2 separate regions of the Homo sapiens genome follow, and region 2 is linked to region 1. A link is a contact called in ENCODE Hi-C or POLR2A ChIA-PET data. All regions are on one chromosome and are shown on one strand. The core of a region is the stretch at or near the end of the contact, and the rest is flanking DNA. Distances in the headings are between cores, read along the strand shown.

Region 1 (4,603 bases), core at 476-2,975:
GAATGAATGTTGTACTAAATACTCCCCAATGTTTGTTCTAATAATTCTCCTCAGAGCTGTCATAACAACAGCAAGTGTTTTTTTAAATAATCAGGTAAACATTTTCTGAATTAACCTGGTAATCAAACCGACTGTACTTCAAACTGATCCTAAAGAAAGTACATAAATGGAATAGCAGTTAAGTCACAAATGCCAAATGAAAGCCACCAACCAGTCACTGTATATTCTGCATCATTTATTAAATATTTTTATATATGCATTTACAAACTTTACTCATTTCAGAACTCTGCTTTCAATGCATTTTTAAACTGTTTTTTTTTTTTTTGCAGAGAGATTCTCTTGTAAAATGAGATCCATGTACAAAACTAGGCAACAGATATAAAAGTTTCCTTTCATATTTTTCATCCATCAAGAAAAGAAATCATGTGACAAGAAATAAAACCAAAATGTGGCTCTTTCAGAAGAATAACATGTCTGTGGTCAACTATGACTTCTAATGAGATAGTTCATATTTCATCTTTATATGGATGTATATAGTTTTAATACTTCTTAGCTACTGTAGCATGTTGGTTCAGATGAAGAAAAAATAAACTCTATTGTTTGGACTAGATAATCTAGAAACCATCAATTATGCATGTCTTTATAATGCGACATCAAAATTTACCCAGGAGATGACACTGATTGGCCAGCAGTATGCATTTATCCTGAACATTGCATAGAAAGTTCCCTTTAAAAAATTCATTATCTTCTTCACAAGCTAAAGTATGAGCCTCTAATTTGGCTCTCTTATTTAAAGAAATAGTTTAAATGATCAATTTAGAAGCTTAAAAGTATCTTTGAAACTAAAGTTGCTTTTCTTAAAATGAATGCTGATTTAACAGTTCATAGACTTGGAGCATTATCACTAGGAGACGGAGGCACTACTGCCACTAACGAGAAACAGCATCACCAGAGGATAATTACATGGTACAAAATGCCCAGGGGCCTGAAACTCACTATTAATATAATTTTGGCAGCAGCATCATTTGAAAGTTAACCATTTATTACATAGTATTAACACACCAGCTTCAAAGAAGTGCACTCCCTTTAGGACACTCGGGAGCTACAAATGTATTGTGATTGCATAATTCGTATTGCACAGTTTTATAAAAAACATAAATACTGGCTATTCTAGTTTTAAATACAAAATACATGTCATATACTTTTAAATCTATAATCTGGTTCAAGTGCAAATCAGGTGCTTTCTGTTAGTCCTTCCAAAAAAGGCATTTTTAATATTTTTGGCACAAATGAAATGTCATCATGCCAACAATTCTAATTACAATACATATATCCAAACCTTTAGAGTAGCAATCATATACATACAGTATAAAACTGAGTATTTACAAATGTATTCAGCATAAATGTAACCTTCGTGGGTGAATCAGAACTCATTAGCCATACCCACACTAATAATAATTATAAAAGGTAAATACAATTCCTTTCTTTCATTTGCTTATGCTGGTTGTTGTGGGTTGACATTCATGTGAGGAGGATGTCCTAGAAGACCAATTCTTTGTTTCTGCTTCCTTTGTTCTGTCATCTGGAAAGTTAAAAAGTTTCATCATTAGACCCAGATACTTCCTGTACGTCAAATCGCATACTGAACCATAGATTTACCTCTGTGGTTATGGTTTATACTGAAACCCACTTTCTACAAATAGTGTACCATCGCTATATCAAACACACAGCACTTCAAAAAAGGCATCTTCTTAGGCAGAATGGGAAATTCTGTGACCTAGTCATGCAATGTAACATTCAGAAGTATTGCTTGCCACTTGTTTCATAAAGAAACAAAAAACAATAAAAGCACAGGATTCTTTCTTGTTTCCCAAATGCACTTCCAAATGATTTGAAGACTCATTGGAAAATGGTGGCTTTGTACGATAGTAACAACACGCCATACTAACAAGAAAAGCAGTGTTTAGAATCCTAGGTTTGAGAGGGAGGGTTCGTGTCCACACTTTCAGTGGGTCCTGATTTTTCTCTTCAATGACTCTTGAGTAGTTGGTTAGAGAAAAAAAAAATTACCTACCATAACTAGGAAAATGAGAAATGTTCTCAAATCTCTTTGAGGTCCAGAATGATTAAATGCTGTAAATAATGCTGTGACCATTCACGGTATCTATTTCTTGCCACCCAGTAGACACTGAGGCTCGCTGAAGGTCAGGCGAGACCATTGCCTAAGACTAGTTCAAATGAAAAAGTACTTTCAAAATCCCAAACAAGAAGCCGATTCTATTCATTTGGTTGCTGAACTAAATATATTCTCATGTTGATGGGTCTCTAGACCTGTTCTAGGTATTTTAGGGCATACTTACTTCTGTCTCTGTATTAAGATTTTCCTTAACCCAGTTAGTCTTAGTTTTGGATTTTAGGGTGAGCATTCAAGTCAACTGAGATAAAAAGGCTATACGGAATATATATTCAAGAAAATTGTTGTCTGCAAGTGGGTTAAGGTCCTACTCCTATGTTTTTAGCTTCCTAAAATTGTAGAGGAATTAGGGTAAAAAGAATAAAGGCTTTGGAATCAGATCTAGTTTCTTATGGTTTTGTCATTTAACTTATCAAAGTCTGTTTTCTCATCCATACAATCAGGATGATAATTCCTAGCTGATTGGTGGAGAATTGCGAGGTTATACGCAAATTTATTAGCATAGCATCTGTCACATAGTAGATGTGACACTTAATCTCACTTTTCACATGAACTCATTTTTGGTACAAAATATCTGGAGAGAACATAAAACAAGACTAATTTACCTAGGTTCAATTTCAATGTGGTTATTTTTTCTTCTTCAAAACTAGCATTATCCTCTCAAATCAAAATACTATTTTTAGGCTCCTGTGGAGATGCTTTCTCTGTTATAATTTAGATGAGAAGACTTACAAGGACTTAGTATTTCCAAAAGGTAGCTTTTAATAAAGCTTTTAATTAAGAATTGGATTAGGAAATTCCAGCTAGCCCCTGAAGTTTCCTTAGGTGAGTGACATCTTTAAAGGAAGTGTTACACACTACACTGTATCCACAGATTCGGCTCAGGAAGGAGAACCTAATATGACACATGAAATAAATTCACAATTAGGTTAAAATGCCAGTAATTCATTCATCTTACTACCTGATAGTTCAGATGTTTAGCTCAGATTTTTCTCCCACAACCCTTCCCTTGGCAGGTAACCTTGAGAGGGAATCCAATACAACTTAGCTAAATTTGGATAATCTCAAGTGTTCAAATTGATTTAGAAATCTTGGTGTGCTCAGCCAGGTGCAGCGGGCTCACGCCTGTAATCCCACCACTTGGGGAGGCTGAGGTGGGCAGACTGCTTGAGCCCAGGAGTTCGAGACCAGCCTGGGCAACGTAGCAAAACCCCATCTCTACCAAAGGGGAAAAAAAATTAGCTAGGCATGGTAGCGTGCACCTGTAGTCCCAGCTACTTGAGAAGCTAAGAGTGGGAGGATCACTTGATCCTGGCAGGTGGAGGTTGCAGTGAACAGTGATGATGCCACTGCACTCCAGCCTGGGCAACTGAGATCTTGTCTTGGAAAAAAAAAAAAAAAAATCTTGGTCTGCTCAACCCTTATTGAAGGATACTTTACTCAAAGCTTATATTTAAAGCTGCTGAAATCTTTCAACTCAAAGTTGAATGTCAAAGTTGGCCATTAAGACTTTTTTCCCCTGTAATTTTGCTTTAAATAACTACTTGTATTTGAGATGACCTTTTAGTATGCGTATTTTCATCCCTGTTTGTTACATCAGCTCTCCTTGACTTTTCAATTTGTCAGTTAGTCTTTCTCTTCAACTTGAAGAAACCTCTGAAACTTTACAACAAAGGAGTCTTCAGTTGGTGGCCTGGCTTCCTTTTCACTTCCACAGCCGCGGCCTGATGCCTCCTCAGTTAGCAGCCCTATTCATCTGTCTTCATAAGTGATCCCATCGCCCACCCTCCCTCCGTCCCTATCCTTAAGGCTCCCCACTGATGTGGGTTATTGGCCAATTCTTTGCTCAGGTAGTCATATTCCTGATAATTTTAAGTACCAACTACACATCTAATGTTCTTTTCTGTTTCTCTAGAAGAATGGTTCTCAAACTTCAGCATGCGCCAGAATCACCCAGAACATTTGTTAAAACACAGATCAGAAACAGAGTTTCTGACTCAGTAGGTCTGGGGTAGGTCCCATGAATCTGCTTTTCTAACGATTTCCCAGATGATGTAGACGTTGCCGGTCTGGGGACTACACTTTGAGAACCACTGCTCTAGAAGAGGTTTTTCACTGATAATCTCCAAAATCGGACAAGATCATTTTGAGTATATACTTGAACACTTTTTTTAAAAAAAGTAATTTGTGTACATATATTATTTTTCTCAAATGAGGGAAGCTCTTGGAGAAGATTGTCTGCAACTGAGCATATAGTAGGCACACACATTTGACTGATACTCTTTTGATTAACCATGGCCTTTTAGACAGAATGGCTGTCATTTAAGTCAACATCACTGCCATTTAAGTGACTGCTAAAGGAGAAGGAATTGGGCAACTGCTAAAGTGTTTGGCCTTTTAGTAGCAGTC
Region 2 (4,506 bases), core at 1,900-4,399, 360 kb before region 1:
AAACACAAACATTAAACAAAAACAGGCATCCAGATGAATCCAAGATGATTTCCTTTACAACCAAGAAAATGAATTTTCTTTTTGTCTGAATAGTTGTTACACAGACCGGGGCTCCACAGTACACTGATGCAGAATTGCATCCTAAAAACGGGTCTTCTGGTCACATACATTTGGAAAACACCTTAGTACCAAATCTTCCTCATGAATACTTAAAGATGTGAGTTATAAGTCCTACGGTAAAAACATGATTCAGCTTTGTAGAATATTAGGTTAAAAACATATTTGACTGCAGATGCCTTCTCTGTCCTGTGAAGTTACGAATGACACTGAACACTAACAAGACTACGGATAGGGGGTAACTCAATCAGAGTCACTATGAAACAACATAACCCTAAATCACTCAGCAAATGTTCATTAAGAATGAACTGCTGGGGTCAGGGGAGGCAGTGAAAGGAAAAAAAAAAAAACACAACTCTAGTACCTGGTAGAGGAGATATGTGGATTCCACTAACTCTGGTCTCAGTGGGTAGAAGAGAACGTCAGGGGCCTGCAGCTGCCAGTTATATCTCTCAGGGAGGGCACCATATCGTTTCCATATGGCATAGTAGAAGGCATGAAGGCAGATGGCATCTTCCACATCTCCTATCAGCACCTAAGGAGAGGACACAGGTCATCAGGCTGAGATACCATTCCTAGAGTGACAAGACATGGCACAAAGGGCCTGCCTGGGCTCTCCTCTGCCCCCGAGTTCTTAGTTGACCTACACATACGGTTAAAGACAAAACCAACCCAAAAGTGACAACCCAGACAAATAAATGCCCTCCCTATCTGGCCACTAATGCCAAATTGATGTGAGCTGCACACAGAAAAAGAGATTACGTGTACTCATGAACAAGGAATAAACAACTGAGCGATGGATTATCCAAAAATCTCACACAGCCCAGCACAGTGCCTCATGCCAGTAATCCCAGCACTTTGAGAGGCTGAGGCGGGCAGATCACCTAAGGCCTGGAGTTCGAGACCAGCCTGGACAACACAGTGAAACCCCGTCTCTACTAAAAGTACAAAAAATTAGCCGGATGTGGTGGCAGGCGCCTGTAATCCCAGCTACCCTGGAGGCTGAGGCAGGAGAATCTCTTGAACCCAGGAGGCGGAGGTTGCAGTGAGCCAAGATTGCGCCACTGCACTCCAGCCTGAGCAACAGAGGAAGACTTCATCTCAAAACAAAAACAAACAAAAACAAAAATCACACACAGTCACTTCTCAAGCACGGTTTTGCACTTGTGTGGAATGGCTCTGTTCAATATTCTGGAGACTAATTTCTCAAACAGAGAGATGAAGACGTATAGTGTCAGTGACCTCCCAAATCCAAAGGAGACAGAGAATGCTCAGGGTATTAAAAAAGAAAGAAAAGGAGGGAGAAGCCCTTTCTGGTGATTGGTTATTCTTAGGAAATCTGATGGCAAAATACCTGCAGTCCAGGGAAAAAGGCCTGCAGAGAGTCAATCCAGGTGTTCATCAGCTGCCCACTGAACATGTTCACGTTGACATAGAGTGGAGGGTCTCCTTCTCCTTCATTGCAGGCTTCCCGCCTGCAAACCCAAGCAGCACATTCAGTGGTGAAAAGAAAGCTCACTGACAGATCTCTACCTCTCCAGCAGCTGCTGGTAGTTTCATTTAAACGGAATTAACATTAATTTTTTCTCCTAACTCATTCCTTAAACCTCTGCAGACAGACTGCCTTTAATTATCTACATTAGACTCTAGCAGAAGATAATATTTTCCACAGGATCAAAGTTCCTAACGCAGCCATTGTAATATGTCAGGATTTCACAGTATTCTGCAGAAAGCACTTTGAGCTTTGGGTTTAAGAGCCCTGCCACATAAGAGAATTCAGTATATAGTATGGGCCTATGCTGGATTTCACCTGAGCAGAAAAGCTTGGTTCTTTTGGTACAAAGAGTCTCTTCTCTAGTAATGTCCTACAGCATGGGCCTGGAGAAATGCATCAGAGCAAGACCCTTGGGGATTACTGCTCAATTTAGTTTGTGGCTTTGAAAAGCAAAAATAAATAAATTCCACTCAAAAGGCCCCTTACTTAAACATAGCACATACAAGTGGTTCCTACAACAGCAATGTAGAAATGGACCCAAGAAAATCCAAGCAGGAAGCTCAGTAGCTATAACTTGCACTGAAACTGGACACTTAACATAGAAATACATACAAAGAAAGATCTGGGGGCCAGGTGTGGTGGCTCACACCTGTAATCCCAGCACTTTGGGAGGCCGAGGCGGGTGGATCACGAGGTCAGGAGTTTGAGACCAGCCTGACCAACATGGTGAAACCCCATCTCTACTAAAAATACAAAAATCAGCCAGGCAAGGTGGTGCACGGCTGTGATCCCAGCTACTCAGGAGGCTGAGGCAGGAGAATCGCTTGAACGCAGGAGGCAGAGGTTGCAGTGAGCCAAGATCGTACCACTGTACTCCAGCCTGGGTGACAGAGCAAGACTCTGACTCAAAAAAAAAAAAAAAGAAAGATCTGGGAAAGAGAGTGACACTACGTAGAAGCCACTGTAGCTTCAAATGGCTCTCTCTCTCCTGTCATCCTGGAGGAACAACAGAAAATGGTGAATAATGTTTTAAACAAACTCAGAGAGAAAAAAAAATGTGGTAACTGTCCTTTCTATCACCAAGTATAAAAACCAATCCTAACAGTTCTTTGTAAAGTATTAGAACCAAAACATTGTCCTGCATTGCAGATCTATCTGCAATTAAAGCCACAGTTAAACACTGGGATGTGTCAGCCCCTGTAGTAGCAGCAAGTCTCTAAGACGGCCCCCGAGAACCTCCATCCGTGCGAGCCACACGCTTGCACAGCCCCCTCCCACACTGAATGTATCATTTTGATCTGGGTGACTAATGGTCTGGCAGAAGTATTGGTATATCATTCCCAGACTAGTCATGAAAGCACTGTGGTTGCCATTTTGGCCTCTTTCTTTTTCTCTCAGATCACTCACTCTGGGGGAAGCCAGTGGCCATAAGCTACCTACAAAGAGGCCCCTTGGCAAAGAACTGAGCCCTCCAGCCAACAGCCAAAGAGGAACTGAAGACTGCCAGCAACCAAAGTGAGCCTGGAAGGGGATCTCCCAGCACCATTGGGCCTTAGCATGGCTGTGGCCCTGGCCACCAGCTTGACAACAACCTCAGGAGAGATCCTGGGCCAGAATGACTGGCTCAGCTGCTCCTGGATTACTGTCCCTAAGAAACTTCATGAGATAATGCTTGTTGTTTTAAGCCACTAGGTTCTGGGGTACTATGCTATGCAGCGACAGAAAGATAACACAGCTCTTTGCCCCCAGATGACTGACAAACTAGGAGAGGTGGTAAGGTGAGGGCAGAGATAAACAGACCCTGTGATTGTGTGTTAAAAAAAATACAAACGCTTCAGAATGCATTCTATTTGCTTTACAAGGCAACAGAGGAGATGTTAGGGAGACATACCCTCTTCTTAAGTAGTTCTGAATACTCTGATATGCAGCATTAAACATTTCTAGGTCTTCTTTTTCTCCAAAGAGAATGTAAGATTTCAAGAGGTATTCATAGAAGGAGTCCAGCCCGGCACCCAGGCCACTCTGCTTTCCAACCCAGTGGCCCGTCTGAATGTTCACGACATTGCCTGCAAAAATAAACAAGGCACTTGAGGTCCCAGCTGTCTCATCGGGGAGGACATGAATGGAGACAGGCCTCCTACTCCAACCACACTGCTCCTCAGCACCTTTATCCTTGGCATACAGGAGAAGGAGGTGGTTGCTTGGACCTAACATTTTTATCAGTCTTATCACTAACTTAGCCTAGACATCTTCTAAATATATAGCATTTACTGACACAAACATGGGGATAAACATTTAATGCAAAATAAAAATAGGTTTCTCATTTTGCTTTTCCAGATTGACGATGCATTTCAAAACCCAAGAGTTTTTCACAGACTTTAACCCAGTACTGCCATTCCTGGGAATTTATCCAAAAAAAGATGATTTTAAAAAGAAAAAGTGGCCAGGCATGATGGCTCACACTTACAATCCCAGCACTTTGGGAAGCCGAGGCAGGTGGATCGCTTGAGCTCAGGAGTTCGAGACCAGCCTGGGCAACATGGTGAAACTCTGTCTCTACCAAAAATACAAAAAATTTGCTGGGTGCGATGGCAGGTGCCTGTAGTGCCAGCTACTCAGGAGGCTGAGATGGGGGGTTCACTTGATCCCAGGGATCACTTGAGCCTGGGAGGAAGAGGTTGCAGTGAGCAGAGACTGTGCCACTGCCGTCCAGCCTGGGTGATGGAGGGAGACCCTGTCTCAAAAGACAAAAAAAAAAAGAAAAGGGAAAAGATAATTTTTTTTAATAATAAAAACAACAACAAAAGTGGTCATTATGAATGCAAGGCAACAACCTGGAAACAAATGATCTGCCAAATGTCAGGCAGAATCAAAATATATGTTTATATTATAAT

What was found. Hi-C counts contacts between places; a loop is a spot of excess contacts on that map. ChIA-PET counts read pairs that join two places held with the same protein, here RNA polymerase II (POLR2A). Pooled maps may share reads with other maps.
Region 2: a pooled map shows a loop between it and region 1 (2.3-fold over the local background). The contact joins two enhancer-like sites. A Hi-C loop is called at or near these places in 4 of 168 maps with a recorded cell type or tissue (CD4-positive, alpha-beta T cell, GM12878 and naive thymus-derived CD4-positive, alpha-beta T cell), 11 of 37 single-sample maps with no recorded cell type and 11 of 50 pooled maps. POLR2A ChIA-PET finds 5 or more read pairs at or near these places in 7 of 52 experiments (GM12878, activated CD4-positive, alpha-beta T cell, activated CD4-positive, alpha-beta memory T cell and 2 more).

What each region holds. Positions count from the first base shown.
Region 1 is chr3:4,843,118-4,847,720 of GRCh38, reverse strand. It overlaps ITPR1 (inositol 1,4,5-trisphosphate receptor type 1), which reads right to left. Exons shown (of 62, transcript NM_001378452.1): 62 at 215-1,582. The coding sequence ends at 1,496. All of the region lies in intron 2 of LOC124906209 (a long non-coding RNA gene), which reads left to right. Among named protein-coding and RNA genes, the nearest start is that of EGOT, 94 kb to the right of the region's middle. Within about 2 kb of position 1,725, at least 2 of the 41 ENCODE cell types and tissues checked have a DNase peak (open chromatin) inside an H3K27ac peak, as active enhancers do.
Region 2 is chr3:5,204,239-5,208,744 of GRCh38, reverse strand. It overlaps EDEM1 (ER degradation enhancing alpha-mannosidase like protein 1), which reads right to left. Exons shown (of 12, transcript NM_014674.3): 6 at 3,504-3,678; 7 at 1,472-1,592; 8 at 482-652. Among named protein-coding and RNA genes, the nearest start is that of EDEM1, 19 kb to the right of the region's middle. RefSeq lists an enhancer at 2,991-3,230. Within about 2 kb of position 3,149, at least 2 of the 41 ENCODE cell types and tissues checked have a DNase peak (open chromatin) inside an H3K27ac peak, as active enhancers do.